Regions from separate parts of the Homo sapiens genome. Here region 1 is linked to region 2. Evidence: read pairs that join two places in POLR2A ChIA-PET (ENCODE). Cell type or tissue: A673. All regions are shown on one strand. Each heading gives the region's core, and the rest is flanking DNA. Links, peaks and the distances in the headings are about the cores only. Region 1 holds the start of C12orf76 (chromosome 12 open reading frame 76). Region 2 overlaps CCDC63 (coiled-coil domain containing 63).

Region 1 (15,170 bases), core at 908-4,907, 820 kb before region 2:
AATACAAAAAAATTAGCCAGGCATGGTGGCTCATGCCTGTAATCCTGGCTACTCTGGAGGCTGAGGCAGGAGAATCGCTTGAACCCGGGAGGTGGAGGTTGCAGTGAGCCAACAATGCACCATTGCACTCTAGCCTGGGCAACAGGAACCAAACTCCGTCTCAAAAAAAGAAATTTCACTTCACAGAGCTTCTTTAAGTGATTAGATCAAATTCAGACACACACCTGCATTTCAAACACTTGGGAAATAACTGGTGGAGTAAAACAATATATAGGATTTTACTTTAGTTTTAATTGACGTTTTGCTCAAAAGCAAAGAACTGAACATTTCAATGGTTCAATGTTACAAGATTACAAACAAAATCCTTACACAGTTACAGTATCCTACTTCGGTTACTTCACATTAAATGCAGGTTGTTAAAATCAGTGCTGTGCTTGAACACAAGATAAGCATTTCAATTTAATAACAAAATTAAATCTAGCACCTTGAAATAAATATTGACGACAGCTTTATAAGTATGAAAGTATCATTTCAATAGGAGGAAAAAATCCAGTTCACCAACAGTGGAAACTAATAGCAGCATTTTCAAAGCTGAGATGAAATTTGTGTAAACACACACTGGCCCGCACAGTGGACATGCACTTCTGTTGGCTGGGCCCTCCCCACCCAGGGATGAACAGAGTGCCCACTGAGCCTTTTACATTCCAAATCTGGAAAGCTGCCTCAAGTTTCAGACCGTGGGCTAGAAAGACTCAAATGCAGGGCAAGGGAGATCAATGTGTTTAAGCAGGATGGGGTCCTTTTTGTAACAGGCCAACCTAGTAACATTTCCAGTCCAACTTCAGAGCATTCCAGGCCAAAGGTGCATATAGTAACAGGTCTACCTGATGTGACCCTGACTTCAGGGGGAGCACCTGAGTGCAGGGCAGGATGCAGGTGAGGAACGAGGGCCCAAGATCCCCACAGCTGACACCACTTTGCAACCAGCGCATTCTAGGCTAACTCAGGTGAGATTAAAAAAAAAAATCTGTGATTCTTAACCCACTGTAACCAAATGGTTCTTAAATAGGGAATGTCTGCATGGTAAGTCTCCTTCTTAATAACATTTTCAAGCATTAATGATGAGTTCTTTACAGTGTGGTTCTTACAGGCACTCACAAGGTTACCATGTTTTCTTTCTCATGAACACTCCATCTTTACACTGACCTTTGGAGCTTTCAGGTCTTACTTTTAACAAGTACAGTCAGAAACACTGAGAAGCGGACTCAGGGGCCAATTATTTGCGCTACAGTGTTAGGAAAAAATAATGTCTAGTACATGTTTTCTTCTAATTCATTTAGCATTTACCAACTGTCCAGACCAAAGGTCATTTCCAAGTAGGAAAGTTTTGGTTCCAACTTCTCCACTGGCCTGTGTGCAACACAACTTATCCTATTCCCAAATACTCATTGAAGAACTTGTCTGGCTGTCACCGACGCCGAATGGGCTTGTAGACACAAAATGCCATAAGGATGACAGTCACCAGCAGGATGCTGAAAATGGTTCCCATCAACACTGCAAAGGGAAAACAGGTTACTTCCTAATGGCAGCTCCAGGTTAGGCAATTCATCCACTCACTGCCAATGATTTATCAAATGCCACTTGCTGCCAGGCACTATGTCAAGTGCTGTGCAAACAGCTGTAAACAGATCCTCTCTCCAGTTGTCTCTAAATATAGTTGGGGGAGAAACAAACAGATGAGAGCATTTCACATAGCTTGATATACCGTGAAAAAAAAAAACAGTAACATGCTAGGGATGGAGACAGGGTGGGCAGCAAGAAGGGGGGACAGTCAGGAAGCATCCGAGGAGGAGACTCACAAACTAAGACAGGCCGAGTGTGGTGGCTCGTGTCTGTAATCTCAGCACTTTGGGAGGCCTAGGTGGGTGGATCACTTGAGGTCAGGAGTTCGAGACTAGCCTGGCCAACATGGTGAAACCCCGTCTCTACTAAAAATACAAAAATTGGCCAGGTGTGGTGGCATCCGCCAGCTACTCAGGAGGCTACTCCTGAGCTACTCAGCTACTCAGGAGGCTGAGGCAGGAGAATCGCTTGAACCCGAGAGGCGGAGGTTACAGTGAGCCGAGATTGCGCCACTAAGCGACAGAATGAAACTCCACCTCAAAAAAAAAAACAACAACAAAAAACTGAGACCTTACGAGTGAGGCTCTGCAGGGAGCATGCTGCAGGCCCACAGATCAGCTAAGGAAGGGCCTTGAGGCCAGTATAAGCCCAATACACTCAGTGAACAGAAGGGAGGCAACCAGGCAAGGAGTGCAGGAAGAGAGGCAGGAAATCAGGCCAGAAAGGAAGGCTGGGGCTGGTCTGTGCAAGGCCTTGGAGACCATGAAGAAAACACGGATTTTAAGTTTAAAGAGAAGCCACTAGGGGGCTGTAGGCAAAGGAATGACATCATCTGATTTAGTCGGAAAAAAAAAAAAAGATTCCTCTGGCTTTTGTGTGGAGAATTGTTTGACTATAGGGGAGCAAGAGAGCAGGATGCCCAACTATGCCTTTAAAGCCATTAATAAAAACCTGGAGATTCAATAAAGTATTTCAGTCTCAAGATGAGTCTTGACAGGGCCTTTTGAGCAAAGAAGCAACTAACTCACAAATCTGCTATGTTTGGCTGGGTGCGGTGGCTCATGCCTGTAATCCCAGCACTTTGGGAGGCCGAGGCAGGCGGATCACGAGGTCAGGAGTTCGAGACCAGCCTGGCCAATATAGTGAAACCATGTCTCTACTAAAAATACAAAAAAAATTAGCCAGGTGTGGTGGTGTGTGCCTGTAGTCCCAACTACTCAGGAGGCTGAGGCAGGAGAATTGCTTGAACCCAGGAGGCAGAGGTTGCAGTGAGCCAAGCTTATACCACTGCACTCCAGCCTGGGCAATAGAGGGAGACTCTGTCTCAAAAAAAAACAAAAACAAAAAAAAAAATGTTACGTTTTTAAGACTAAATTTCACATCTGAAATTTTCAAGGTGCTCAGGTGAGAAATGGGAACTACAACTGATTACTCAAGTTGAGCCCTGGTGATACAGGATAAGGACCTGGGCTTTAAACTACTACATAACAAAAAAAAAAAAATAAAGAAAAAAAAAAACTAGCGTAACCAGCAACCTGTCAGAGGTTTCTTCAACAGCAGCAGTGATACGCAATCTTGTTTCTGTAACTATCTCAGCGATCTTGGGAAGCATTCAAAACAAGCAAATGTACACTGATGTGTGTCTGTAGGGATGTGGGCCCATCCCAGGTTCCAGCTAGGGCCTAACCATGGTTGTTCTTCAGTCTCATTACTGTTCCTTTGAAAAACCAAGATTTAGCCAGGCAAGGGGGCTCATGCCTATAATCCCAGCACTTTGGGAGGCCAAGGCAGGCAGATCACGAGGTCAGGAGTTTGAGACCAGCCTGGCCAACATGGTGAAACCCCATCTCTACTAAAAATACAAAAATTAGCCGGACATGGTGGCGGGCACCTGTAATCCCAGCTACTCAGGGGGCTGAGGCAGGAGAATCGCTTGAACCCCAGACGCGGAGGTTGCAGCGAGCCGAGATCGCACCATTGCACTCCAGCCTGGGCGACAGGGACTCTGTCAAAAAAAAGAAAACAAAACAAAAGAAAAACCAAGATTTGACCATAGTTTTATTTAAATCAGTAACTTTGTAGTATCTGTGACCCCCCCACCCCACACACACCCTCCACGCTTAAACCGGTTATTATTTTAAAACCGACTATACAGAAAAATCAGGCCAGGTGCAGTGGCTCACGCCTGTAATCCCAGCACTTTGGGAGGCCAAGGCAAGCAGATCACCTGAAGTCGGGAGTTCGAGACCAGCCTGACCAACATGGAGAAACCCTGTCTCTATTGAAAATACAAAATTAGCTGGGCGTGATGGTGCATGCCTGTAATCCCAGCTACTTGGGAGGCTGAGGCAGGAGAATTTCTTGAACCCGGGAGGCGGAGGTTGCGGTGAGCCAAGATCACGCCACTGCACTCCAGCCTGGGCAACAAGAGCGAAACTCCGTCTCAAAATAAAAAAAAAGAAAAGAAAAGAAAATTCATCTTTTTTTGGTGAGTGAGGGGGAAGAAGGAAGGAGAAGGTGACAAAGACAGCATGTCATAACTCCAAAGGCCAGAAGTAATTTTAAGATCTTTGTCAAACAAAATCTCCAACCTACGTGAACTAAATGTCATGTCTTAAAATAGCCCTTGTTAACTGAATACCTGCCCTAATTTTCAAAAGTCCTGAATTCTGAGTTTCTATGGTTTGGACTACAATTGGACTTAAAGTTGTCTTATTCCATTTAAGAACATTTTCTTGCATCTCGCATTTTGGAAGAACTCCAAAAAAAATTTAAAACTCTCGGCTGTGCGCAGCGGCTCAAGCCTGTAATCCCAGTGAGAGGCCAAGGCGGGCGGATCACAAGATCAGGAGATCGAGACCACTCTGGCTAACGTGGTGAAACCCCGTCTCTACTAAATATACAAAAATTAGCTGGGCATGGTGGCGGGCACCTGTAATCCCAGCTACTCGGGAGGCTGAGGCAGGAGAATCACCTGAACCAGGGAGTCGGGGGTTGCAGTGAGCCAAGATCGCGCCACTGCACTGGCCTGGCAACAGAGCGAGACTCCATCTCAAAAAAATAAAAAATAAAAAACTTAAAACTCCCAAAGCAGGAATGCAGAAGATTGGAATTGGGGAATGGAAATCTACCTTTAAAAAATAAAAAAGGCCAGGCGCAGCGGCTCACACCTGTAATGCCAGCACTTTGGGAGGCCGAGATGGGCAGATCACTTGAGATCAAGACTTCGAGACAAGCCTGGCCAACATGGAGAAACCCCCTCTGTACTAAAATTACAAACATTAGCCGGGCACGGTGGTGGGTGCCTGTAATCCCAGCTACTTGGGAGGCTTAGGCAAGAGAATCACTTGAACCTGGGCGGTGGAGGTTGCAGTGAACCAAGATCATGCCATTGCACTCCAGATTGGGCAACAGAGTGAGACTCCATATAAAAAATAATAATAAAAATAAAGTTTAAAAAGGAGCTTAAAACCATGAGTTGTTAGGTACACAATGGCCATGCATTTGGGGCCTGATCAATTCTCCCAGTCGTCATCTTTTCACTTCTCCCTACACTTTGCATGCAGTGACAGTTGCCTGAATTGCAGGCCCAGGCAGAACCTTAAAAGAATGTTTTAGGGCGGGCGTGGTGGCTCACACCTGTAATCCCAGCACTTTGGGAGGCCACAGTGGGCAGTTCATGAGGTCAAGAGATCGAGACCATCCTGGCCAACATGGTGAAACCCCATCTCTACTAAAAATACAAAAATTACCTGGGCGTGGTGGCACACGCCTGTGGTCCCAGCTACTCAAGAGGCTGAGGCAGGATAATTGCTCGAACCCAGGAGGCGGAGGCTGCAGTGAGCTGAGACCGCACCACTGCACTCCAGCCTTGGCAACAAGAGCAAAACTCCATCTCAAAAAAATAAATAAATACCAACTGTACGGAACTGTCTAGGACAGCATTTCTCAAACTATCTATGGCAAAGGAGTAGTTTTTATAATTTCTAGTCTGTCCCAGACCACTACATAGCCCTACTGTGCATGACTAATAACCAGTTCCCTTCATCTGCAAAGCATTCCAGTTCAGAGACACCTAGAACTGGTCTCTAAGTGCTTGGATGTTGCAACAATGTCAAACTGTTAAGTTTCTAAACACTCTCAATTTCTGTAGTCATCTCTTTGCAGATAACATAGTTTGCAGACTCACACTGGTCTGCAGACTACCCTTTGAGTAGTACTGTTCCACAGCAGTGGGTATCCAATGGGGATTTGGCGTACCGTGGACATTTGGCAATGTCTGGAGAGATTTTGACTATCTTGATTAGGAGTAGGGGGTGCTACTGGTATCTAAAGGCTGGGGATGCCACCAAACTTCTTACAGTGTTTATCATAGCCCCCCCACTGCCCCTCGCCCCCTGAAATCATTTATCCAACATGTCGTAATATCCAGGTTGAGAAACCCTGTTCTGAAGGATCGAGTGGGATAATGTGTGGAAACTATTTAGTAGAGTGCTAGGTACACAGTAAGTCGTCAACACATGGCAAACACTGAGTTCATGTAGAGTCAAGATAATCCAAAATGATACTAATAGCCACTTTGTAGATATACAGATGTACCAAGGAGATACAGTGGGAAGGGAAGACTTTGGCGAGGGGCAGATTTATTGTGAAGTTTGCCAAGCTTTAAGTTCCAGAACTCCTTCCAAAGCCAAAGCCATGCACACACACATATTTACGCAGCGTGTGTGTGTGTTGAAGATATCCTCCCACAACTTATGTTTCAAGCCCCCAAACAGGTTCTAGTATTGGCCTCATCATTTCCTAGCTATGTAACTTTGGGCAAATAACTTCACTTCTCTGAGTTTCATTTTCCTTATCTGAAAAATAGAGCTGCAACATCAGGTGCGGTGGCTCACACTTGTAATCCCAACACTTTGGGAGGCCGAGGCAGGAGGATTGCTTGAGCCCAAGAGTTCGAGACCCCCACCTCTACAAAAAGTAAACAACAACAACAACAAAATGAGCCAGGTGTGGTGGTGCACGCCTGTAGTCCCAGCTACTCGCCCGGGATGCTGAGGTGGCAGGATCACTTAAACCCAGGAGGCCGAGGCTGCAGTGAGCCAAGATCGTGCCACAGCACTCCAGCCTGGGTGACAGAGGAGACACTATTGTAAAAGAAAAAAAAAGGGCTGCAAACCGTACGTTTCTCATTAAGTTATTGTAAGGCTCAAATGAATTCGCGTATACAAAGTGCGTAGCACAAGACATGGGATGTAGGAAATGCTCAAAAACTGTTATCATTTTTGCAATAAATACTGGCTCCTCTGGGAAAGAAGAGGGGTGGGGTAAATGATGTGCCTTGTTGCCTAGCCTGAGCCCACACTGCCAGAGAGGAGAGGACCCAGAATGAGACCCAGGTCTCCCGATTGCAGTTCATTCATGGGCAAGCAGTACATATTGAGAGCTTACTGGACACCATGCCAGGCTTGAGACCAGCCTGGCCAACATAGTGAAACCCCATCTCTACTAAAAATACAAAAATTAGCCAAGTGTGGTGGTGTGCGCCTGTAATCCCAGCTACTCGGCAGGCTGAGGCAGGAGAATTGCTTGAACCTGGGAGGCGAAGGTTCTGGCACATATTGAGCACTTGCTGAGAGGCAAAGTTCAGGCCTTCTGCCCCAGGCTTTTGGAGAGGGAGTCTCGGGGCCCCCTGAGGGGCCTCACCTGCACCCCCCGCACTCACCCATCTCCCCACTCTATCCCCTGTCCGCTCCGTACATGCCCGGCTCCAGCACCCGGAGCAGTGAAAGCTCAGGCACTACCCGCCGCCCGCCAGCCCGAGGGCCGCTCACCCAGGTTCTGCCCTCGCAGCACCGCGTACGGCCGGCTCCGCTCCAGCGGATCCACGGGGCTCGGGGCCTCTGCCTCCCCCACCAGGAGGCTGCAGAGGCCAAGGTACAGCCACGGTAACGCTGGACGCAGCATCTTCCCCAGCCCTGCAGAAGCAGAGAGGCCACTTCCGTCGCAAGCCCTGCCTCTGTCTCCTCCCAGGTCTCTCTGCGTCGCTGCCACCGCCCTTAGGGCGCGCGTCATTGCCATGGTAACTGTGCGTCCTGGTCTAAGTTCCGCTTCTGCCTAAGATTTGTTCCGGATTAACGTTCCTCAATAACTAATGTTTCCCCCGGACCAACTTTCCGTTCAGATCAACTTTCCGTCTGTGCCAACGTTCGCCGCGATTACCGTTCTGCTGTGGTTAGCGTTCCCTCATCCATTGGGGTCGAGGTCTTGTAGGTCCATTTGGGGCCTATTGAAGATTTTTTACGAATCCATGCATTTTCTTATTAAACCTTCATTACGGGCCTGGAAAATAGATACTGTGTTTCTATAGTACAAATGCCATCTTCTCAGGGAGCCCTTGCCCAGACATCCTTTTCTAAAATTGCAACCCTCCCTTTCCCTTAATGTACATTCTCCCTACCTTCGTTCTCTTCCATTCCCCCCATTCACTTTAGACTCATCACCATTTACCTTATACATTTAACGTACATTTGATGATTTTCTGAGGACCTGCTCCGCCCTAGCATGTAAAGTCCACGAGCACAGCGATTTTGTTCTTGCTCTCTGCTCTGTCCCAGAGACTGGGGGAGAGAGAGACCCTCTCATTTTGTTTTATATTGTTTTATACTCAGTACCTGTTTTAAGAAGAAACAACAAGGAAGTGAAACCAAAGACGGGCAGCCCGGCGCCAGGCCCGAAACCAGGCCTGGGCCTGCCTGGCCTAAACCCAGTTTCATGTGTGTGAAGAGACCACCAAACGTGTGTGAAGAGACCACCAAACAGGCTTTGTGTGAGCAACATGGCTGTTTATTTCACCTGGGTGCAGGCGGGCTGAGTCCGAAAAGAGAGTAAGCAAAGGGTGGTGGATTATCATTAGTTCTTACAGGTTTTGGGATAGGCGGTGAAGTTAAGAGCAATGTTTTGCGGGCAGGGGTGGATCTCACGAAGTACATTCTCAAGGGTAGGGAGAATTACAAAGAACCTTCTTAAGGTTGGGGGAGATTACAAAGTACCTTAAGGGTGGGGGAGATTACAAAGTACATTGATCAGTTAGGGTGGGGCAGAAACAAATCACAATGGTGGAATGTCATCAGTTAAGGCTATTTTTACTTCTTTTGTGGATCTTCAGTTACTTCAGGCCATCTGGATGTATACGTGCAAGTCACAGGGGATGCGATGGCTTGGCTTGGGCTCAGAGGCCTCACACCCAGTAGCTAAAAATCAACTCATAACTTAGAAACCGATGTTATTCATAGATTCCAGACATTGTATAGAAGAACGTTGTGAAACTCCCTGCCCTGTTCTGTTTCTCTCTTACCACTGGTGCATGCAGCCCCTGTCACGTACCACCTACTTGCTCAAATCAATCACGACCCTTTCATGTGAAATCTTTAGTGCTGTGAGGAGCCCTTAAAAGGGACAGAAATTGTGCATTCGGGGAGCTCGGATTTTAAGGCAGTAGCTTGCCGATGCTGCCAGCTGAATAAAGCCCTTCCTTCTACAACTCGGTGTCTGAGAGGTTTTGTCTGCGGCTCGTCCTGCTACAAGACTAGAAGAGTAGCATATTATATTCAGTAACTGTTTGCTGAATACATGAGGGAATTGAGCTAAGTGTTTGGCCCAACACTGCACACACAAAGTGGCAGAGCTAGAATTTGACCCAAGCATAGTTTTGAATCTGGAGGCTTTACCACCTCACACATTGCCTCACCTCCTGAAGGTTTGATTTGTAGTGGGATTAGTATCATTCACCTCACAATGGATGTGCAATACAAATGTCAGAGGCGTGTGAACCAGAGCAACTCCATCTTAAATAGGAGCTGGGTAAAATGAGGCTGAAACCTACTGGGCTGAATTCCCAGACGGTTAAGGCATTCTAAGTCACAGGATGATATAGGAGGTCAGCACAAAATACAGGTCATAAAGACCTTGCTGATAAAACAGGTTGCAGTAAAGGAGCCTGCTATAAACCACCAAAACCAAAATGGTGACAAGAGTGACCTCTGGTCGTCCTCACTGCTACACTCCCAGCAGCGCCATGACAGTTTACAAATGCCATGGTAATGTCAGGAAGTTACCCTATATGGTCTAAAAGGGGGAGGCATGAATAATCCACCCCTCGTTTAGCGTATCATCAAGAAATAATCATAAAAATGCCTAACCAGCAGCCCTCGGGGGCTACTCTGTCTATGGAGTAGCCATTCTTTTATTCCACTACTTTATTAATAAACTTGCTTTCACTTTGCACTGTGGACTTGCCCTAATTCTTTCTTGCGCTAGATCCAAGAACCCCCTCTTGGGGTCTGGATCGGGACCCTTTTCCTGTAACGTATTTCTGGCAACCACAGAAGGGACTATAGTGCAGAAACCTGACCCAATGGCTACCTTTGGGTAAGTGTTGGGGTCCGTTAACACTACCAGGTGTTCACCTGCAAAGGGAAGGTGTAATCTGCCATGTTAAAGACACTGTGCACCAACTTCTTCATTTCTTTCTCCACGATCTCCTCTTTCACTTCTGCTGTCCTTTTCACCTTGCTGTGCACAGAACTGATGACAGGCTCTTTCCACTGGTACAGCTTGCCACTCACCAGAGCAAAGCTAAATGGCAGGCACAGGAAAGCATCAATGGGAGGCATAGCACAGTGGGGTGGGAGGCAGGCTCTGCAGGCCACTTCCGTTCCAATCCTAGCTCGGCTGCATGACTTGCTTCCGTGTGACTCGTTTTCCCTCTCTGCACAATGGGAAGCATAATCATACCTGCCTCATGAATTGTGAGGATCAAATGATATATGTCTGCAAACTCCTTTGCCCAGTATCTGGCACATACTGAGCACTCGCTATAGGAAAGCTGCTGCCCCCAATCTCATTTTTTTTTTTTAAATGGAGTCTTGCTCTGTCGCCCAGGTTGGAGTGCAGTGGTGTGATCTCGGCTCACTGCAACCTCCGCCCCCTAGGTTGAAGCGATTCTCCTGCCTCAGCATTCTGAGTAGCTGGGATTACAGGCGCACGCCACCACACCAGGCTAATTTTTGTATTTTTAGTAGAGACAGGATTTCACCATGTTGGGCAGGCTGGTCTTGAACTCCTGACCTCATGATCTGCCTGCCTTGGCCTTCCAAAGTGTTGGGATTACAGGTGTGAGCCACCATGCCCGGCCCCCAATCCCATTCTTTAACATTGCCTAACATGGACCCTCATGGATAGGACAGCTTCTCAAGTCATAAAGTCCCACTCCAGTGGGTTCACCAGCTTGCACCTTCTAGTCAAAGGCTGTGTCTGGTGCATTTCCAGAAACACCCACCTGCTTTATCAATAACATTGAAAATGGCAGCTACTCTTTTTTTTTTTTTTTTTTTTTTTTTGAGATGGAGTCTCACTCTGTCGCCCAGGCTGGAGTGCAGTGCAAGCTCCGCCTCCTAGGTTCATGCCATTCTCCTGCCTCAGCCTCCCAAGTAGCTGGGACTACAGGTGCCCGCCACCACGCCTGGCTAATTTTTTGTATTTTTTTTTAGTAGAGACGGGGTTTCACCGTATTGGCTATGATGGTCTCGATCTCCTGACCTCATGATCCGCCCGCCTTGGCCTCCCAAAGTGCTGGGATTACAGGCATGAGCCACCGTGCCCGGCCTTCTTTTTTTTTTTTTGAGACGGAGTCTCGCTCTGTTGCCCAGGCTGGAGTGTAGTGGCACAATCATAGCTCACTGCAGCCTCCAACTCCTCAGCTCAAGTCGATCCTCCCACCTCAGCCTCCTGAGTAGCTGGAACTACAGGTGTGTACCACCACGCCTGGCTAATTTCTATTATTTTTTCTAGAAACAGGGGTCTCTTTATGTTGCCCAGGCTGGTCTCAAACTCATGGCCTCAAGCGATTCTCCACCTCAGCCTCCCAAAATGTTGTGGTTACAGGTGTGAGCCACCACACCAGGCTGCAGGAGCTACTCTTTATTGGGCACTTAATACGTGCCAAGTGCTCTACATGCAACATCCCCTTTAATCCTCACAACAGTAGGAGATAGTTACTGTGACTGATTACATGCATGTGCCATCGCGTCCAGCCTAAAGAGTTTGTTTTAAATGCTTTGTTTACTCATTCAGTTTATTTATTTAGTCCCTTCTTTCTGCCCAGCTGCTGAATAATATTAGCAAGTCTAAGATGATGGCTGCCCTGTATGAGCTGACCTTGGGAAGCTGAGACAGAGTGGGCCAAGACTCAGCCCCAGCTGTTCTCCACCTTGGCTATGTAACCACCCAGGGAGCTTTCAAAATTGCAGCTCCCCAGATCCATCCCTGGAGACTATGATTTCGTGAGTCTGGGGAGTTATCCAGATACCTATATATTTGTTAAAAGTTCATGGCTGGGCGCAGTGGCTCACGCCTGTATTCCCAGCACTTTGGGAGGCCAAGGTGGGCGGATCACAAGGTCAGGAGATCAAGACCATCCTGGCCAACATGGCGAAACCCTGTCTCTACTAAAAATAGGAAAATTACCTGGGCGTGGTGACACATGCCACCTACTCAGGAGGCTGAGGCAGGAGAATCACTTGAAGTCAGGAGGTGGAGGTTGCAGTAAGCCAATATCGTGCCACTGTACTCCAGCCTGATGACAGAGCTAGACTGTCTCAAAAAAAAAAAAAAAAGTTCCCAGGTGAGACTGGGCACGGTGGCTCACGCCTGTAATCCCAGCACCTTGGGAGGCCGAGGTGGGTGGATCACTCAAGACCAGAAGTTCGAGACCAGCCTGGCCAACATGGTGAAACTCCATCTCTACTAAAAATACAAAAATTAGCCAGGTTTGGTGGTGTGCACCTATAATCCCAGCTACTCCGGAGGCTGAGGCAGGAGAATTGCTTGAACCTGGGAGGCAAAGGTTGCAGTGAACCGAGATTGCACCACTGCACTCCAATCTGGGTCACAAAGCAAGACTCTGTCTTGGGGGGAAAACAAAAAAGTTCCCAGCTGATTCTAATGCATAGCCAGGGCTGAGGACCACTGGGAGGCTCCTGAAAAGATAGCTCATATTTGTCAATAGCAAGTACATTTGAAGAAGAGCATTCCTCATGACCCAGCAATAAAACTCTTATATATGTGCCCTAGAGAAACTCTTGTACATGTGCTGGAGTTATGGGCAAGAATGCTTCTGCAGCATTGCTTGTAAGAGGGAAAGCAAGACATAACCTAAATGTTCTCAAACAATAAATGGATAAATTGTTGGATTCATACAATGGGATGCTTTGGGCCAGGCGCGGTGGCTCATGCCTGTAATCCCAGTACTTTGGGAGGCTGAAGCAGGGGAATTGCTTGAGCCCAGGAGTTCGAGACCAGCCTGGACAACAGGACAAAACCCTGTCTTGACGAAAAATACAAAAATTAGCTGGGTGTGGTGGCACGAGCCTGTAGAGATGGAGGCCAAGGTGGGAGGATTGCTTGGGCCCAGGAGGTCAAGGCTATGGTAAGCTGTGATTGCACCCCTGCACTCCAGCCTGGGCGACAGAGCAAGACCCTGTCTCAAAAAAAATAATAAAATAAAATAATTTTAAAAATGGGATGCTTTGGAGCAGTGAAAATGAATTAACTAGAGCTGTGCATATCAACATGGAAATAACCTAACACTGAAAAAACAAAGCAAGCTGCAGTGTGATATAAAGTTTAGAGAAATCCAAAGCCACACCATGTACTCACAACTACCTATTCATGAATGTGCATAGCAGCACTATTCACATAACCCAAATGTTCATCTATGGATGAATGGATAGGCAAAATGTGGTCTATCCATTCAATGAGATATTATTCAGCCATAAAAAAGGAACAGGGTACTCATACATGCTATTACATCGATGAACCTTGAAAACATTATGTCTGCTACCTCAGAGAGGCTAGTCACAAAAGGCCACACATATTGATTGACTCCATTTATATGAAATACCCAGAATAGGTAAATCCATAGAGACAGAGAGTAGATTGGTAGTTGCAGGGGACAGAGGGAGGGAGAAATGGCGAGTGACTACTAATAGGCATGGGGTGTCCTTTTGGGGTGATGAAAATGATCTGGAACTAGATGTGGTGGTTGCACACCTCTCTGAAATGCCACTGAACTGTTCATGTTTACAGTGGTTAATTTTGTGTTATATGAACTTCACCCCAATAAAAAAGTAAAAATTATATTTTTTACATATGTAGACATATATGTGTTTAGAAATATAAAAACAAACAAGGGAATGACAAATGTCAAATTCAGGATTTCGTTTAGAGATGGAGTCTTGCTGTGTTGCCGAGGCTGGAACGCAGTGGCTATTTCACAGGTGCAGTCACAGCACACTACAGCCACAAACTCCTGGGCTCAAGAGATCCTCCAGTCTCAGCCTCCCAAATAGGTGGGACTGCAGGTGCAGCCACTGTGCCTGGCTGCAGGGTGTTTATAAAGGGAAAGGTCAGAGAATGAGATGAAGGATGAGTTTGCAGGGAGCAAAACTGGATTAGTAATGCTTTATTTGTTAAATTGGATGATGGTATGTGGGTGTTACATTATTCACAATACATTTTAGTATTTCTATAGCATTTATTTAAAAAGAAAGATTGTCAAGAAAGATGTTGAGCTAAGAGGTAAGAGATCCAGATTTGAGGCCTAATCAGCATATATGAGACGAAGCTTTTTTTTTTTTTTTTTGAGACAGAGTCTCCCTCTGTCACCCAGGCTGGAGTGCAGTGGCACTATCTCTGCTCACTGCAGCCTCCATCTCCTGGGTTCAAGCAATTCTCCTGCCTCAGCCTCCCTAGTATTACAGGCATGCGCCGCCACACCCAGCTATATTTTGTATTTTTAGTAGAGACAGGGTTTCACCATGTTGGCCAAGCTGGTCTCGAACTCCTGACTTCAGGTGATCCACCCACCTCAGCCTCCCAAAGTGTTGGGATTACAGGCGTGAGTCACCGTGCCTGGCAGAGACAGAGGTATTAAATAGAATTGTAACTGCTCAAAGGGTTCACCTTGCCTGCTGCCTAGACAGAGCCGATTCATCAAGACAGGGGAATTGCAATAGAAGAAGAGTAATTCGTGCAGAGCCAGCTGTGGGGGAGACCGGAGTTTTATTATTACTCAAATCTGTCTCCCCTAGCAATCAGGGAATGGAGTTTTTAAGGATAACTTGGTGGGTTGGGGGAAGCCAGTGTGCCAGGAGTGCTGATTGGTCAGAGATGAAATCATAGGGAGTCGAAGCTGTCTTCTTGTGCTGAGTCAGTTCCTGAGAAGGGGCCACAAGATCAGATGAGTCAGTTTACTGAGCTGATCCATCAAGTGCAGGGTCTGCAAAATATCTCAAGCACTGATCTTAGGAGCAGTTTAGGGAGGGTCAGAATCTTGTAGCCTCCAGCTGCATGACTCCTAAACCATCCCAACTACCTGGGAGGCTGAGGCAGGAAAATCGTTTGAACCTGGGAGGTAGAGATTGCAGTGAGCTGAGATTGCGCCATTGCACTCCAGCCTGGGCAACAGAGCCAGACTCTATCTCAAA
Region 2 (15,170 bases), core at 5,311-9,310:
CTCTCTCTGAATTTCAGCCTCAGCTGGTGGGAAGTGGCTGCTCCAGCTCTCAAGTTTACCAGCTGCACAGAGAGAGGGTCTTGAATCAATTCCAACCTCACATTCCTGGGAGACGGAGACTCTGATAGGCTCAGCTTGGGTTAGCAGTCTCCTCCTGGTCCAATCAGCTGTGGCTTGAGAGGGCAAGGGACACAAAAATGTCTGGGGCTGTCACTCCCTTGGTCCTACCAGGGAAGTGGAGGAGTTCCCAGAGAAGGCGGAAACCCTAACAACGTTTCCTAATTGTGTGTCTTATGAGAACTGCAAGATAGAATATTTGAAATTGGATTGCATCAGAAATTACAATCATTTCTTTTCTTTTTTTTTTTTTTTTGGAGTGTATCATTTCTTTTCTCTTTTTTTTTTTTTTTGGAGATGGAGTTTCACTGTTGTCGCCCAACCTGGAGTTGGCAATGGCGTGATCCCAGCTCACTGCAACCTCCGCCTCCCGGGTTCAGGTGATTCTCCTGCCTCAGCTTCCTGAGTAGCTGGGATTACAGGCGCCCACCACCATGCCTGGCTAATTTTTGTATTTTTAGTAGAGGCAAGATTTCACCACGTTGGCCAGGCTGGTCTCAAACTCCTGTCCTCAGATGATCCACCCACCTCGGCCTCCTAAAGTGCTGGGATTACAGGTGTGAGCCACCATGCCCAGCTGTGTGTATCATTTCTTCAGGCAACAGAAAGGTGTTCCCTGGGGTTGAATACACAAACATTAAGCAGACTTTCTTAGATTCCCTCCAAGGGAATGTAATTCCTTAGCTGCATCCATATTGTTTATAAAGGCAGAAACTGTCCATTGTTAGAAAGGAAATCTTACTGTTAGATGAGAAGTTCACAGGATGGGGAAAAGGAATTTTTATTTTTATTTTTATTTTTGAGACAGGGTCTGGCTCTGTAACCCAGGCTGGAGTGCAGTGGTGCCATCTCGGCTCACTGCAACCTCTGCCTCTCAGACTCAAGCGATTCTCCGACCTCAGCCTTCTGAGTAGCTGGGATCACAGGCGTGTGCCAGCACGCCTGGCTAATTTTTTGTATCGATGGGGTTTCACCAAGTTGCCCAGGCTGGTTTCAAACTCCTGAGCTCAAGCAATCCGCCCGCCTAGGCCTCCCAAAGTTCTAGGATTACAGGCGTGAGCCACCATGCCCGGCCTGAAAAGGGATTCTTTAGATTTTCCATGGATTCAACTTACTCAGGGCCAGGGCTAGCCCATAAGGGACCTCCATGTGAATTTTTTTAAAAGGTACACTTTCTCAAGACGCTTTACTGTCATCTGTTGGAAAAATTGTCATTATGTAGAGATTTTGTTAGAACAAGAAAGTGTCTCCCAGAAAAGTGTAATAAATCTACAAAACAGTGGTGTGTTTTCAAGCTGGTGGTGCTTCCTAGGGTTGTGCAGGCCACAACCTGCACATCTGTGGCTGGCTGACCTGATTCGCAAGCCTACCTCTGGTGGGCATCAGGAAATGCCTCCTTTTGATATGTCTCTGACAATTTTTCTTGAATTTAACCCTTCTTCACCCCAACAGCACCCCACACACAGGCTTCTGGCTCTACTAAGTCAATCCATTTGATCTGGTTTCACTTTGATGGAACTGAAGAGGAGGAGGGTGGAAGAGTGGAGAGTTTAGGTTCTTATTATTTTATTTATTTATTTTTTGAGATGGAGTTTCGCTCTTGTTGCCCAGGCTGGAGTGCAATGGTGCGATCTTGGCTCACTGCAACCTGTGCCTCCTGGGTTCATGCAATTCTCCTGCCTCAGTCTCCCGAGTAGCTGGGATTATAGGCATGTGCCACCATACCCAGCTGATTTTGTATTTTTAGTAGAGATGGGGTTTCACCATGTTGGTCAGGCTAGTCTCAAACTCCTGACCTCAGGTGATCCACCCGCCTCGGCCTCCCAAAGTGCTGGGATTACAGGCATGAGCCACCGCACCAGGCCAAGTTTAGGTTCTTTAGAGTGAAACACCTATACAGTATTTAAGGAAGCACTTTTCCCCAGCACCAACCCTGGCTTACAACATTCAGGGAGTAACTTAAGGTTTTGGGGTACTTCACTCCCTTTACACCAGTCCTGGCCTTGCCTGCAAGACAGACACACCTTCCTTTTGCTTTTACCAACCCTCTCTGAAAACCTCTTTTTTTTTTCTTTTTTTTTTTTTTTTGAGATGGAGTCTTGCTTTGTTGCTCGAGCTGTAGTGCAGTGGTGCAAATTTGGCTCACTGCAACCTCTGCCTTCCAGGTTCAAGCGATTCTCCTGCCTCAGCCTCCTGAGTAGCTAGGACTACAGGCGCCCACCACCATGCCTGGCTAATTTTTGTATTTTTAGTAGAGAAAGGGTTTCGACATGTTGGCCAGGCTGGTCTTGAACTGCTGACCTCAGGTGATCTGCCTACCTCGGCCTCCCAAAGTGCTGGGATTACAGGCATGAGCCACGGCACCCTGAAAACCTAACTCTTGTAGAGTATTGTACTCTCTTTTTTCTCTCCACCTTAACAAAGACACTCGCCCCAGCTTCCCCCGCCCGCCTCCTTCCAGGAGGGGCTTAAGCAGGGCAGAAGAGTCCCCAGGCTGGTTGAGAAGACAGGAGGTCACTGGCCAAATGTGGCTATTTACATTTGTAATTAATTAAAATAAATAAAATAAAATAATATTTAGTTCTGCTGAAATAGCCGCATTTCAAGTGCTCAACAATCACTTGTGCCTAAGTGGATACTATGGGCCCCTCAGAGAACATTTTCATCACTGCAGAACGTCCTATTAGAATGGGATCTACAAACTACAGCCAAATCTGGCTGGCTGCTGGTTTTTTGTAATTAAATCTCTATTGGCACACAGCCATGCCTGTTGGTTCACTTTTTGGCCGGTTTGCCAACTCCTGTCCTAGGACATTTTCCTTTCCTTTCTTTTTTTTTTTTTTTTTTTTGAGACAGGGTCTCACTGTGTGTCTCCCAGGCTGGAATGCAGTGGCACGATCTCAGCTCACTGCAACCTCTGCCACCTGGGCTCAAGCAATCCTCCCACCTCAGCTACTTTTAATATTTTCTGTAGAGACAGGGCCTCACTATGTTGTCCAGGCTGGTCGCAAACTCCTGAGTTCAAGCAATCCTTCTGCCTCGGCCTCCCAAAGTGCTGATGTTACAGGAGTGAGCCACTGCGCCAGGCCTGTAGAACATTCTTTTTTGTTTGTTTGTTTTTGTATTGTTGAGATGGAGTCTTGCTCTGTCTCCCAGGCTGGAGTGCAGTGGCGCGATCGCAACTCACTGCAACCTCCGCCTCCCGGGTTCAAGCAATTCTCTGCCTCAGCCTCCAGAGTAGCTAGGATTACAGGCGCCCACCACCCCCCCCGGCTAATTTTTTGTATTTTTACTAGAGATGGGGTTTCACCATCTTAGCCAGGCTGGTCTCGAACTCCTGACCTCATGATCCACTGGCCTCGGCCTCCTAAAGTGCTGGGATTACAGGCATAAGCCACTGCGCCGGGCCTGTAGAACATTCTTTACTGTTCTATAGCAGTGTGTCCAAAACTTTTGAAGCATCTGGACACTCGATCCTGTAATAAAGCAGATTCTGATCCAATTGGTCTCAGGTTGGGCACCTGAGATTCTGCATTTCTCCAAGTTTCCAAAGGACATTCATGCTACTGATCCGCAAACCACATTGGGGAGTGGGTGTCAGTCTCCAGACTGCCAGAAACTCAGCCTCTGTGCCATCTCCCCTTGTTCCATTGTGCAGTCTTTCAAGCTCCCTTTGCTCTTTTCCAAATCCCCCTGTTTTCCCACATCCCGGTAGACATTTCCTCATTAGCACCACAAGGAGAGAAACTGGTGGAGCTTAGAGGCTATTATGCATCCCTGTGTTGATGCAAACTTGAAAAATCCTGCCTGGCCAGGCACGGTGGCTCATGTCTGTAATCTCAGCACTTTGGGAGGCCGAGGCAGGTGGATCACATGAGGCCAGTAGTTCGAGACCAGCCTGGCCAACATGGCGAAACCCGTCTCTACTAAAAATACAAAAAGTAACTGGGCATGGTGGCTTGTGGCTGTAGTCCCAGCTACTCAGGAGGCTGAAGCAGGAGAATCGCTTGAACCTGGAAAGTGGAGGTTGCAGTGAGCCGAGATCATGCCACTGCACTCCAGCCTGGGCAACAGAGTGAGACTCTGTCTCAAAATATAAAATAAAATAAAATAAAATAAAATAAAATAAAATAAAATAAAATAAAAAATAAAATAAATAAAATAAAATCCTGCCTGATGGTTTGCTCCTCATTACTGGAGATAATTGGCGGTAAAGTCTGGAAAGATGGTCTGCAGAATCAGACAGGTGCCAGGGAGTTGCTGGCAAAGGAGAACGTGGGGGTTTCCTCCATGTCTGAGTAATGGGTTTTGACAGGCACAGCTGCAAATTGTTACCTAGAGAAAATACCCACCTCAGAGAAGGCAGGGCAGCAGGAAATCATGGTGAACCAGGTCTCAGGTGATCAGGCTTCCAGACCTGGATCTGAGACCATGGACACGTCCCTTTTGCCTGCTTGCTCAGGTGGGAAATTCCTCTCTCCCGGTCTCCTTGCAGGGCTGATGTGCCTGGAGTGCTCCGTCAAGTTAAACTTAGGGGTTTGGGGTTAATCATGGGCTGCTTTTCCAACAGCAAGGAGATCAAGACCCTGAAGACAGAGCAGGATGAGATCACCCTACTGTTGAGTCTCATGAAATCCTCGAGGAACATGAATCGGAGTGAGAAGAACTACATGGAGCTGCGACTCCTGCTCCAAACTAAGGAGGACTATGAGGCATTGATTAAATCCCTGAAAGTGCTGTTGGCTGAACTGGATGAGAAGGTGTGGTCTTTCTCTTAAAGGGTTAACCAGAACACAGAGCAAAGGGGAGGAGTTGGGGTGCATATTCGTGATGCCTTAGGCCAGACCTGACACCCCTGTATCACAGTATCTCCTCTGGACAGCCCGCTAAATGTGACTGCTGCTATCGTCTCGCTACCCTTGAGACCTCTGGGCTCCAGTATCCAGGCTCAGCCATACCAATCCATCCCTCCGCCGTGCTCCCCAGTGCCACCTGCTGCACCGTGAATAAACCCCCACAGCTGCACCCTATCAGTTAGGAGAGGCTTGGTTATGCTGCAGGAATAAATGCCACCCCCTCACGCATTCTTAGTGGTTTAAAACTTTAAGGTTTCTTCCTTGTTGATGACACGTAACTGTTGTGGGTTGGCTAAGAGCCCTTATATCTTCTCACACTGGGACTAGGCTGAAGGAATAGCCACCATCTTGAACATTGCCAGGTATTATGGGAAAGAAAGAGTTCTAGAGGGTTTCATGCTGGCCATTGAATATTCCAGTCTGGAAGTGAAACATGTCACTTCTTTTTTTTTTTTGAAAGAGTCTTGCTCTCTTGCCCAGGCTGGAATGCAGTGGTGCAATCTTGGCTCACTGCAACCTCTGCTTCCTGGGTTCAAGTGATTCTCATGCCTCAGCCACCTGAGTAGCTGGGATTACAGGCGTGCACCACCATGCTGGCTAATTTTTGTATTTTTAGTAGAGACAGGGTTTCACCATGTTGGCCAGGCTGGTCTCAAACTCCTGATGTCAAATGATCTTCCCGCCTCGGCCTCCCAAAATGCTGAGATTACGGGCGTGAGCCACCGTGCCTGGCTGAAACACGTCACTTCTGCTCATGACCCAGGGGCTCAAAATAGTCGTGTTTTCTGATTATGGTAACAAAAAAAAAAAGAAAAGAAAAAGCAAGAGAAAATAGTCATGTACGTGATCCTACCCATCCACAAAGGGGTCCGGGAAGGGCCACCCTCTCATTATCTGGAAGGCAAAGAGCTGGAAGTATTTGCAGGACAACATTAATGGTCATGCCCCTTACCCTGGCTTGAAAGGCCCTGCGTGATCTAGCCCCTGCCTACCCCTTGGCCCACCTCAGGGCCTTTGCTTATGCTCCCCCACTCCCACCCCTTCCCCCACTCCCGCTTGTCCTTCAGGTCTCAACTTAAATGTGACTTTCTCAGGGAGGCCTTTTCTGTGCCCCCTCTCCAGGTTATACCTCCCTGTGTCAGTCAGGTTCTGGCTGGAACCCAGAGCACCCCCAGCAGGGTACTTTGAGAAGAGTTTAATGCAGGAACCATTTACAAGGGTGTGGGCATGAGCATGAGTAGGGACATTGAAACACTAGGGTTCGCAACAGCGGGGGAGGGGGCAGTGGTCTGGAACTTGGAGAGCCTGGGGCAAGCCAGGGGCAATGGCTCCCCTTTCTTCCAACCCTCTGATCCTCAGTGCAAGGGAGCCCCTCAGCGATGCAGCCAGGTCAGCCTGTTGGGGCACAGAGCAGTGGGTCTGGGGGGCAAGTGGGGGATCCCATGGCTCCCCACAGTACCCCCTTCATAGCTCTTCCCACCATTGTCATTATGCCTTATTCTGGTGTTTAACGGCTCCCTAAGCAGCCTGACAGCTTCACAAGGGCAAGGACCACATCCATTTTGTTCTCTACAGTGCCACCCCTGCCCGCAACCCCGTGCCTGTCCCAGTGTCCCGCACACAGTAGATCCTCAGTAAACATTTACTATTTCTATTATAGTATTAATTAATTGCTATAAAGAAACGGCTGAAACAGGTAGTTTATTTATTTTTAAATATTTATTTATTTATTTTTGAGACAGAGTTTCACTCCTGTCGCCCAGGCTGGAGTGTAGCGGCATGATCTTGGTTCACTGCAGCCTCTGCCTCCCAGGCTCAACCAATTCTCCTGCTTCAGTCTCCCGTGTAGCTGGGATTACAGGCAGGCACCCCCACGCCCACCTAATTTTGTAATTTTAGTACAGACGGGGTTTCACCATGTTGCCCAGGCTGGTCTCGAACTCCTGACCTCAGGTGATCCACCCACCTCGGCCTCCCAAAGTGCTGGGATGACAGGCGTGAGCCGCGGCATGCAGCCAAGACAGGAAGTTTTTAAAGAAAAGAGGTTTAATTGGCTTACAGTTCTGCAGGCTATACAGGAAGCATAGCAGCTTCTGCTTCTGGGGAGGCCTCAGGAAACTTATAAATCATGGTGGAAGGCAAAGGGGGAGCAGGCACGTCACATGGCCAGAGCAGGAAGAAGAGAGAGACGGGGGAGGCGCCACACACTTTTAAACAACCAGATCTCATGAGATTTCACTATCGCCAAGACAATACCAAGGGGGATGGTGCCAAACCATTCATGAAAAACCACCCCCCACCATCCCATTGTCTCCCCCAGGTCCCTCCTCCAACACTGAGGATTACCATTCAACATGAGATTAGGGAGGGACACAGAGCCAAACCAGATCACTACTGAATGAATCTGGAAATCTCTTCACATCTTTTGTCTGCTTCAAACCCTTCAGAAAGTTCCTGTTGTTCTTTCCATAAAGGCCCAACTCCCCAGTGGGGCTGCATCAGCTCTGCCTGCCTCTCTCACCTCCTCCCCTGCCCCCACCTGCTCTGTGTTCCACCCACTGAGGCCTTCTTCGTGTCCTTTAAGCCCACAGTACTGTCCCTCACTTCCAGGACTTTGCGTGTGCTATTCCCTCTGCCTGGAGTGCCTTTCCCTGTCCTCTTTGCTTGGAGACCTCCTATTTATCACTTAGGTCTCAGCTCAAATGCTCTTTTTTTTTTGAAACGGAGTCCCACTCTGTCACCCAGGCTGGAGTGCAGTGGTGCGATCTCGGCTCACTGCAACCTCCACCTCCTGGGTTCAAGCGATTCTCCTGCCTCAGCCTCCAGGGTAGTTGGGACTATAGGTGCCTGGCTAATTTTTTTTTTTTTTTTTGTACTTTTAGTAGAGATGGGATTTCACTGTGTTGGCCAGGCTGGTCTCGAGCTCCTGACCTCAAGTGATCTGCCCTCTTCCGCCTCTGAAGTGCTGGGATTACAGGTGTGAGCCACTGTGCCCGGCCTCAAATGCTACTTCTGCTGGGACATCATCCCTTCATCTTTCCCCACTAGATGTCCCTACTGTGCGTGCCCGAAATACCTTGTGTCTCCTGTCCCCTAGGGCTTGACGCCCCCTTCGTGGCTTGTTTCCAGTCCTAGATTGTAAGTTCTCAGAGGGCAGAGACCCTCTGTCTTGATTATTATCATCACCCACCCCTGCTGTCTGGCACCAGAGCAGGTGTTTAATAAACACTGGTGAATGAATAAATGACTGAAAGGTGACAAAGGAGGCAATAAAGGGAATAAAGAGAAAAATTGAAGAGGAGCTGGGGCCATGGGTCTTTAGAAGCATTAGGAAGAGGCAACACAGCGTGGGGTCCTCAGAAGTTTCTGGGGCTCACTGCCCAGTGCAAACCATCTTTGCCCAATTTCATTCCAGGGTGGCAGTTACCAGAATCCCTTCCTCCCATGCCCACCCTCGATGGGCAAAGCCTCGTCCTCACAGGAGGTCACTGGAGGTGGGGACCTCCCCAGGCCCTACCTGGCCTTCCTCGCAAAATAGTTAATAAGCCGATGGGAAGACAGCATCTTGCTTAGGGAATACAATTCTCCACCAGCCGTTGCCTTGGAGAATGTCTCCCATTGTGCAGAGGCTGAATGACTCCCAGCATCACAAAAGCAGCATCTGACGTAAAGACTCCAAAGGAAATCCAACTCTGAATGTACTCATGAGAGCCACCAGGAAATGCTGATGCCACAGCTTCCCTTAACAGGGAGCCGGAGCTGGAGGACTGCAGGCCCAACTCTAGTGGGGGCGGGCCTGCCTTCAGGTGATGGCGCAGTCTGGAGATGCCGCCCTTGTGGATAGGAAAACAAATTGGTTGTTTTCTTTCTTTTCTTTTTCTTTTCTTTTTTTTTTTCTTTTTTTGAGACCATCTCACTCTGTCACCCAGACTGGAGTGCAGTGGTGTGATCTCAGCTCACTGCAACCTCCACCTCTCAGATTCAAGCAATCCTCCTGCCTCAGCCTCCTGAGTAGCTAAGATTACAGGCACCCGCCACCATGCCTGGTTAATTTTTGTATTTTTAGTAGATATGGAGTTTCACCATGTTGGCCAGGCTGGTCTCGAACCCCTGACCTCAGGTGATCCACCCACCTTGGCCTCCCAAAGTGTTGGGATTACAGGCATGAACCACGGCGTCCAGCTGTTTGTTTTATTTCATTGGTGAGTTAGTGAGGGTTTGCACTGAGGCCCAGCTATTTGTTTTATTTCATTGGTGAGTTAGTGAGGGTTTGCACTGGGGGCGCTGCCTGTGCACGGAACAGAAGGGACACCAAAGTAGAGCGGGGGCCTGACTCCACTGTGTGTGTCGGGGCAGGTGAAGCCCTTTAGTCTCGCTTTGAGTGACACACACGTGTGTGTGTGTGTGTGTGTGTGTTCCAGCTGAAGTCCAAACCACAGCTAGTATCCATTGTAATAGCATTCATATGCCTCATCAGTTTATGTGAAACCCAACAGTTCCCTTGACACCTGATCATCCGAGCTGCCACTCGCATGATGTACCAGTGAGGAAAGGTTGGACTGCAAGTAACAGAATTCTCAAGAGGTATTAATTGAGAGGGTAGAGGTTTGTTGTTATTATGTTGTTATCACATAACAAAATATCTGACTGGAAATAGGCTGTCCCAGGGATTTTTTTTTTTTTTTTTGAGACAGAATCTTGCTCCGTTGCCCAGGCTGGAGTGCAGTGGCACAATCTCGGCTCACTGCAACCTTTGCCTCTCGGGTTCAAGCAGTTCTCCTGCCTCAGCCTCCCTAGTAGTTGGGATTACAGACATGTGCCACCATGCCTGGCTAATTTTTGTATTTTTAGTAGAGATGGGGTTTCACCATGTTAGCCAGGCTAGTATTGAACTCCTGACCTCAAGTGATCTGCCCACCTCAGCCTCCTAAAGTGCAGGGATTACAGGCGTGAGCCACCATGTCCAACCTCCAGGGATGGTTTAGCATCTCTGCAATGATGGTTTGTCTTTTTCTCTCTGACCTTCTTTACTGGTCTGCTCCTCATGGTCACAAGGTGACTGCCAAAGCAGTCATCAGCTGGCATCAGCTTCTGCCATAGCCACATTCATCCTCACAGAACCACATTCAAAGACATGAAGATGAGATGGGAGAGAGTATTTCACAAAATCCCTCTGGCAGATTTCCCCTCATCAGCCATGGCTGGCATATATGCCCATTTCAATGTCAATCACTGACAAAGGGAAGTAGAATTTCCAGAACTGGCTTTGAGTAGACCAGGGGTAGCAAATTACAGGCCAAGGGCCAAATCCAGCCTATCTGTTTATAGTCTTCCAGCAAAGAATGGCTTTGACTTTTAAATGATTGTATGAGTACCTGGTTATAACCTCTTAGTCCGTGGAGCTTAAAATATTTACCATCTGGCCCTTTAAGAAAAGTTTTCTGAGTCCTACACAGTTGCCTGTGGTCAAGTTACTGGGGAGGCTGAAGCAGGAAGATCTTTGAGCCCAGGAGTTTGAGACCAGCCTGGGCAACATAGCGAGACCCTGTCTTAAAAAAAAAAAAAAAAGAGACTGGGCGCCGTGACTCATGCCTGTAATCCCAGCACTTTGGGAGGCTGCGGTGGGAGGATCACCTGAGGTCAGGAGTTCCGAACAGACCAGCCTGGCCAACATGGTAAAAACCCCATCTCTGCATATGGTGGTGCATGCCTGTGATCCCAGCTACTTGGGAGGCTGAGGCAGGAGAATCACTTGAACCTGGGAGGGCAGGGGTTGCAGTGAGCCAAGATCACGCCACTGTACTCCAGCCTGGGCAACAGAGTGAGACTCCATCTCAAAAAAAAAAAAAAGAGAAAATAAAATGTTTTCCACTCGGCTTAGACCAGTGATGCTCTATCCCCTGGAGCTGGGGTGGAGACCACCTTCCCTGATAGATGACTGGTAATAAGGAAATGTTTTGTCTCATATGACAGGAAGTGCAAAGGTAAGGCAAACTTCAGGGCTGGTTGGTTTAGCAGCTCAATTTTGCTGTCAGCTATGTTGGGTGTTATCCTTTGGCTGGGGCAAGATGGGAGCAGCAATTCCAGGCACCACACCCAGACTGACACTACCTTCAGGAGATGTACCCTGTCCTCCAATAACTCTTTTAGGAATGAGAAGACTTTTTCTAGAAGTTTCCTTAGCAGACATCCCTTCCCAATAGAGAGGCCCCAGCTGGTTTAGTCCTGCTTACTCTGGAATCAATACATCACAGGCAGAGGGGGTTTCTCACGGTGGCCTTGGATATGGGAGGAATGGATGTGGGGAGCCACCAGCCACTGTGTCTACCACAGTCCTGGGTGCCACCTCTGCCAGCTCTCTGGCTCTGGGTCACTCTTCTGTCTTCCACTGGGCACTTCTTGCTGCCTAAAATCCATCTTTCATCAGAGCGCTGTGGCTCCATGACTCTAAATGTGGATGTAGACCAAGGATCTCAAACTGGTAGATCTCAGGATGGATTAAGCCTGGTGACAGGAAGGCTGTGGCCCATTTATTGTTTAAGATTTCATTAGTTGACAACATATTAATAATTGATAGATGTTCAGCATATACCAAAAAAAAAAAAAAAAAAGAAAAAAGAAAAAGAAGAGACAAAGAAAAAAGAAAAAAAATTGTGAGATTTCATAAAGAAATAAGAGTTCTGGCTTTAGAAACCGAAAGATCTGGGATATCAGGCATGAATTTTCATAGAACAACCGTTAACTAAATAGTGTTGCGGGTGACACAACTGTTCCCCTATTCTCTACTTTTTCTTCTCTAACAGATTTCTGACTTTGTTCAAGCTGGTCTTGTGCCCAGCTAAAATGCTCCTCCCATCTTCCCTTGCAGCTAAGGGTGGACAGTGAGTTTTAAGAGGAAGTCTGTTGGGGTTTCTGGGAAAGTCTTGCTTTCCAGATAGATGACCTACCTCTTCAAACGTATTGCATCTTCTACTTTCCTCCCTGGAATAAGACCGTGAAGGTCGGTGCAATGGCAGTCATCTTTTAACAATAAGGGAACTGTCAGGTGAATTACAGAGATCTTGTCCTTACTTCTTTGAGCTATGGAACTTAGCTCAGCAACTTTTTTCTTTTTTTGTATATGTGAGACAGAGTCTCCCTCTGTCACCCAGGCTGGAGTGTAGTGGTGCATCCTCAGCTTATTGCAACCTCTGCCTCCCAGGTTCAAGCAATTCTCATGCCTCAGCCTGCCAAGTAGCTGGGATTACAGATGTGCACCACCATGCTCAGCTAATTTTTGTATTTTTAGTAGAGATGGGGTTTTACTGTGTTGGCCAGGCTTGTCTTGAACGTCTGACCTCAGGTGATCCACCTGCCTCGGCCTCCCAAAGTGCTGGGGTTACAGGCAGCAGCAACTTTTTATGAGAAAAAGATAAACCGTAATTTGCTTAAGCCACTCTTTTTTTTTTTTTTTAATTTATTTTTTTATTGATAATTCTTGGGTGTTTCTCACAGAGGGGGATTTGGCAGGGTCATGGGACCATAGTGGAGGGAAGGTCAGCAGATAAACAAGTGAACAAAGGTCTCTGGTTTTCCTAGGCAGAGGACCCTGCGGCCTTCCGCAGTGTTTGTGTCCCTGATTACTTGAGATTAGGGATTGGTGATGACTCTTAACGAGCATGCTGCCTTCAAGCATCTGTTTAACAAAGCACATCTTGCACCGCCCTTAATCCATTTAACCCTGAGTGGACACAGCACATGTTTCAGGGAGCACAGGGTTGGGGGTAAGGTCACAGATCAACAGTATCCCAAGGCAGAGGAATTTTTCTTAGTGCAGAACAAAATGAAAAGTCTCCCATGTCTACTTCTTTCTACACAGACACGGCAACCATCCGATTTCTCAATCTTTTCCCCACCTTTCCCGCCTTTCTATTCCACAAAGCCGCCATTGTCATCCTGGCCCGTTCTCAATGAGCTGTTGGGCACACCTCCCAGACGGGGTGGTGGCCGGGCAGAGGGGCTCCTCACTTCCCAGTAGGGGCGGCCGGGCAGAGGCGCCCCTCACCTCCGGGACGGGGCGGCTGGCCGGGCGGGGGGCTGACCCCCCCACCTCCCTCCCGGACGGGGCGGCTGGCCGGGCGGGGGGCTGACCCCCCCACCTCCCTCCCGGACGGGGCGGCTGGCCGGGCAGAGGGGCTCCTCACCTCCCAGTAGGGGCGGCCGGGCAGAGGCACCCCTCACCTCCCAGACGGGGCGGCTGGCCGGGCAGGGGGGCTGACCCCCCCCACCTCCCTCCCGGAGGGGGCGGCTGGCCGGGCGGGGGGCTGACACCCCCACCTCCCTCCCGGACGGGGCGGCTGGCCGGGCGGGGGGCCGACCCCCCCACCTCCCTCCCGGACGGGGCGGCTGGCCGGGCAGAGGGGCTCCTCACTTCCCAGTAGGGGCGGCCGGGCAGAGGCGCCCCTCACCTCCCAGACGGGGCGGCTGGCCGGGTGGAGGGCTGACCCCCCCACCTCCCTCCCGGACAGGGCGGCTGGCCGGGCGGGGGGCTGACCCCCCCATCTCCCTCCCGGACGGGGTGGCTGGCCGGGCTGAGGGGCTCCTCACTTCCCAGTAGGGGCGGCCGGGCAGAGGCGCCCCTCACCTCCGGGATGGGGCGGCTGGCCGGGCGGGGGGCTGACCCCCCCACCTCCCTCCCGGACGGGGCGGCTGGCCGGGCGGGGGGCTGACCCCCCCACCTCCCTCCCAGACGGGGCGGCTGGCCGGGCAGAGGGGCTCCTCACTTCCCAGTAGGGGCGGCCGGGCAGAGGCGCCCCTCACCTCCCAGACGGGGCGGCTGGCCGGGCGGAGGGCTGACCCCCCCACCTCCCTCCCGGACAGGGCGGCTGGCCAGGCGGGGGGCTGACCCCCCCATCTCCCTCCCGGACGGGGTGGCTGGCCGGGCTGAGGGGCTCCTCACTTCCCAGTAGGGGCGGCCGGGCAGAGGCGCCCCTCACCTCCCGGACGGGGTGGCTGCCAGGTGGAGACGCTCCTCACTTCCCAGATGGGGTGGCTGCCAGGCGGAGAGGCTCCTCACTTCTCAGACGGGGCAGCTGCCGGGCGGAGGGGCTCCTCACTTCTCAGACGGGGCGGTTGCCAGGCAGAGGGTCTCCTCACTTCTCAGACGGGGCGGCCGGGCAGAGACGCTCCTCACCTCCCAGACGGGGTCTCGGCCGGGCAGAGGTGCTCCTCACATCCCAGATGGGGCGGCGGGGCAGAGGCGCTCCCCACATTTCAGACGATGGGCGGCCGGGCAGAGACGCTCCTCACTTCCTAGATGTGATGGCGGCTGGGAAGAGGCGCTCCTCACTTCCTAGATGGGATGGCGGCCGGGCGGAGACGCTCCTCACTTTCCAGACTGGGCAGCCAGGCAGAGGGGCTCCTCACATCCCAGACGATGGGCAGCCAGGCAGAGACGCTCCTCACTTCCCAGACGGGGTGGCGGCTGGGCAGAGGCTGCAATCTCGGCACTTTGGGAGGCCAAGGCAGGCGGCTGGGAGGTGTAGGTTGTAGCGAGCCGAGATCACGCCACTGCACTCCAGTCTGGGCACCATTGAGCACTGAGTGAACGAGACTCCGTCTGCAATCCCGGCACCTCGGGAGGCCGAGGTTGGCGGATCACTCGCGGTTAGGGGCTGGAGACCGGCCCGGCCAACACAGCGAAACCCCGTCTCCACCAAAACCAGTCAGGTGTGGCGGCGCGTGCCTGCAATCGCAGGCATTCGGCAGACTGAGGCAGGAGAATCATGCAGGGAGGTTGCAGTGAGCCGAGATGGCAGCAGTACAGTCCAGCTTCGGCTCCGCATGAGAGGGAGACCGTGGGGAGAGGGAGAGGGAGAGGGAGGGAGAGGGAGAGGGGGAGGGGAAGGGGGAGGGGGAGGGAGAGGGAGAGGGAGAGGGAGAGGGAGAGGGAGAGCTTAAGCCACTCTTTAGTTGGGCTTTCTGTAACTTACATTTTTTCTTAACTGATAACAAGCTGGTGCCCCTTAAGATAGGGTGCACACATTCTAGTTTGCTATCATCTCTGCCATCCTGTCATGTCTATTTGCTGGACCACTTTACTTTTGTATGCCACCCTCCTGCCCACTTTTTGCAGCCCACTAGTGTAGATTTTTCTCTCAGCTTCCCATGAAGATAGCTGAGACTGTGCTGTGTAGACTTTCTGAAGACTTGGGGATA

The links. ChIA-PET counts read pairs that join two places held together with the same protein. Peaks named below come from ENCODE experiments on the same cell type or tissue, not always from the same donor. Only the 100,000 strongest peaks of a DNase experiment are listed, where the experiment ranks them.
Region 1: POLR2A ChIA-PET joins it to region 2 with 5 read pairs; 1 of 35 experiments calls an interaction of 5 or more read pairs at or near these places.

What each region holds. Positions count from the first base shown.
Region 1 is chr12:110,040,906-110,056,075 of GRCh38, forward strand. C12orf76 (chromosome 12 open reading frame 76) reads right to left here and starts at 7,617. Exons shown (of 2, transcript NM_001389625.1): 1 at 7,458-7,617; 2 at 272-1,554. The coding sequence starts at 7,590. The coding sequence ends at 1,469. RefSeq lists enhancers at 1,594-2,107, 8,306-8,565 and a silencer at 7,326-7,385. In A673, for the core only: a CTCF peak has its summit at 2,418 (motif pointing right); a DNase peak (open chromatin) is centred at 2,436.
Region 2 is chr12:110,853,899-110,869,068 of GRCh38, forward strand. It overlaps CCDC63 (coiled-coil domain containing 63), which reads left to right. Exons shown (of 12, transcript NM_152591.3): 4 at 4,688-4,877. Among named protein-coding and RNA genes, the nearest start is that of CCDC63, 14 kb to the left of the region's middle. RefSeq lists enhancers at 1-250, 6,397-6,897. In A673, for the core only: no CTCF peak of the experiment used is centred there; a DNase peak (open chromatin) is centred at 7,183; H3K27ac peaks cover 3,388 bases.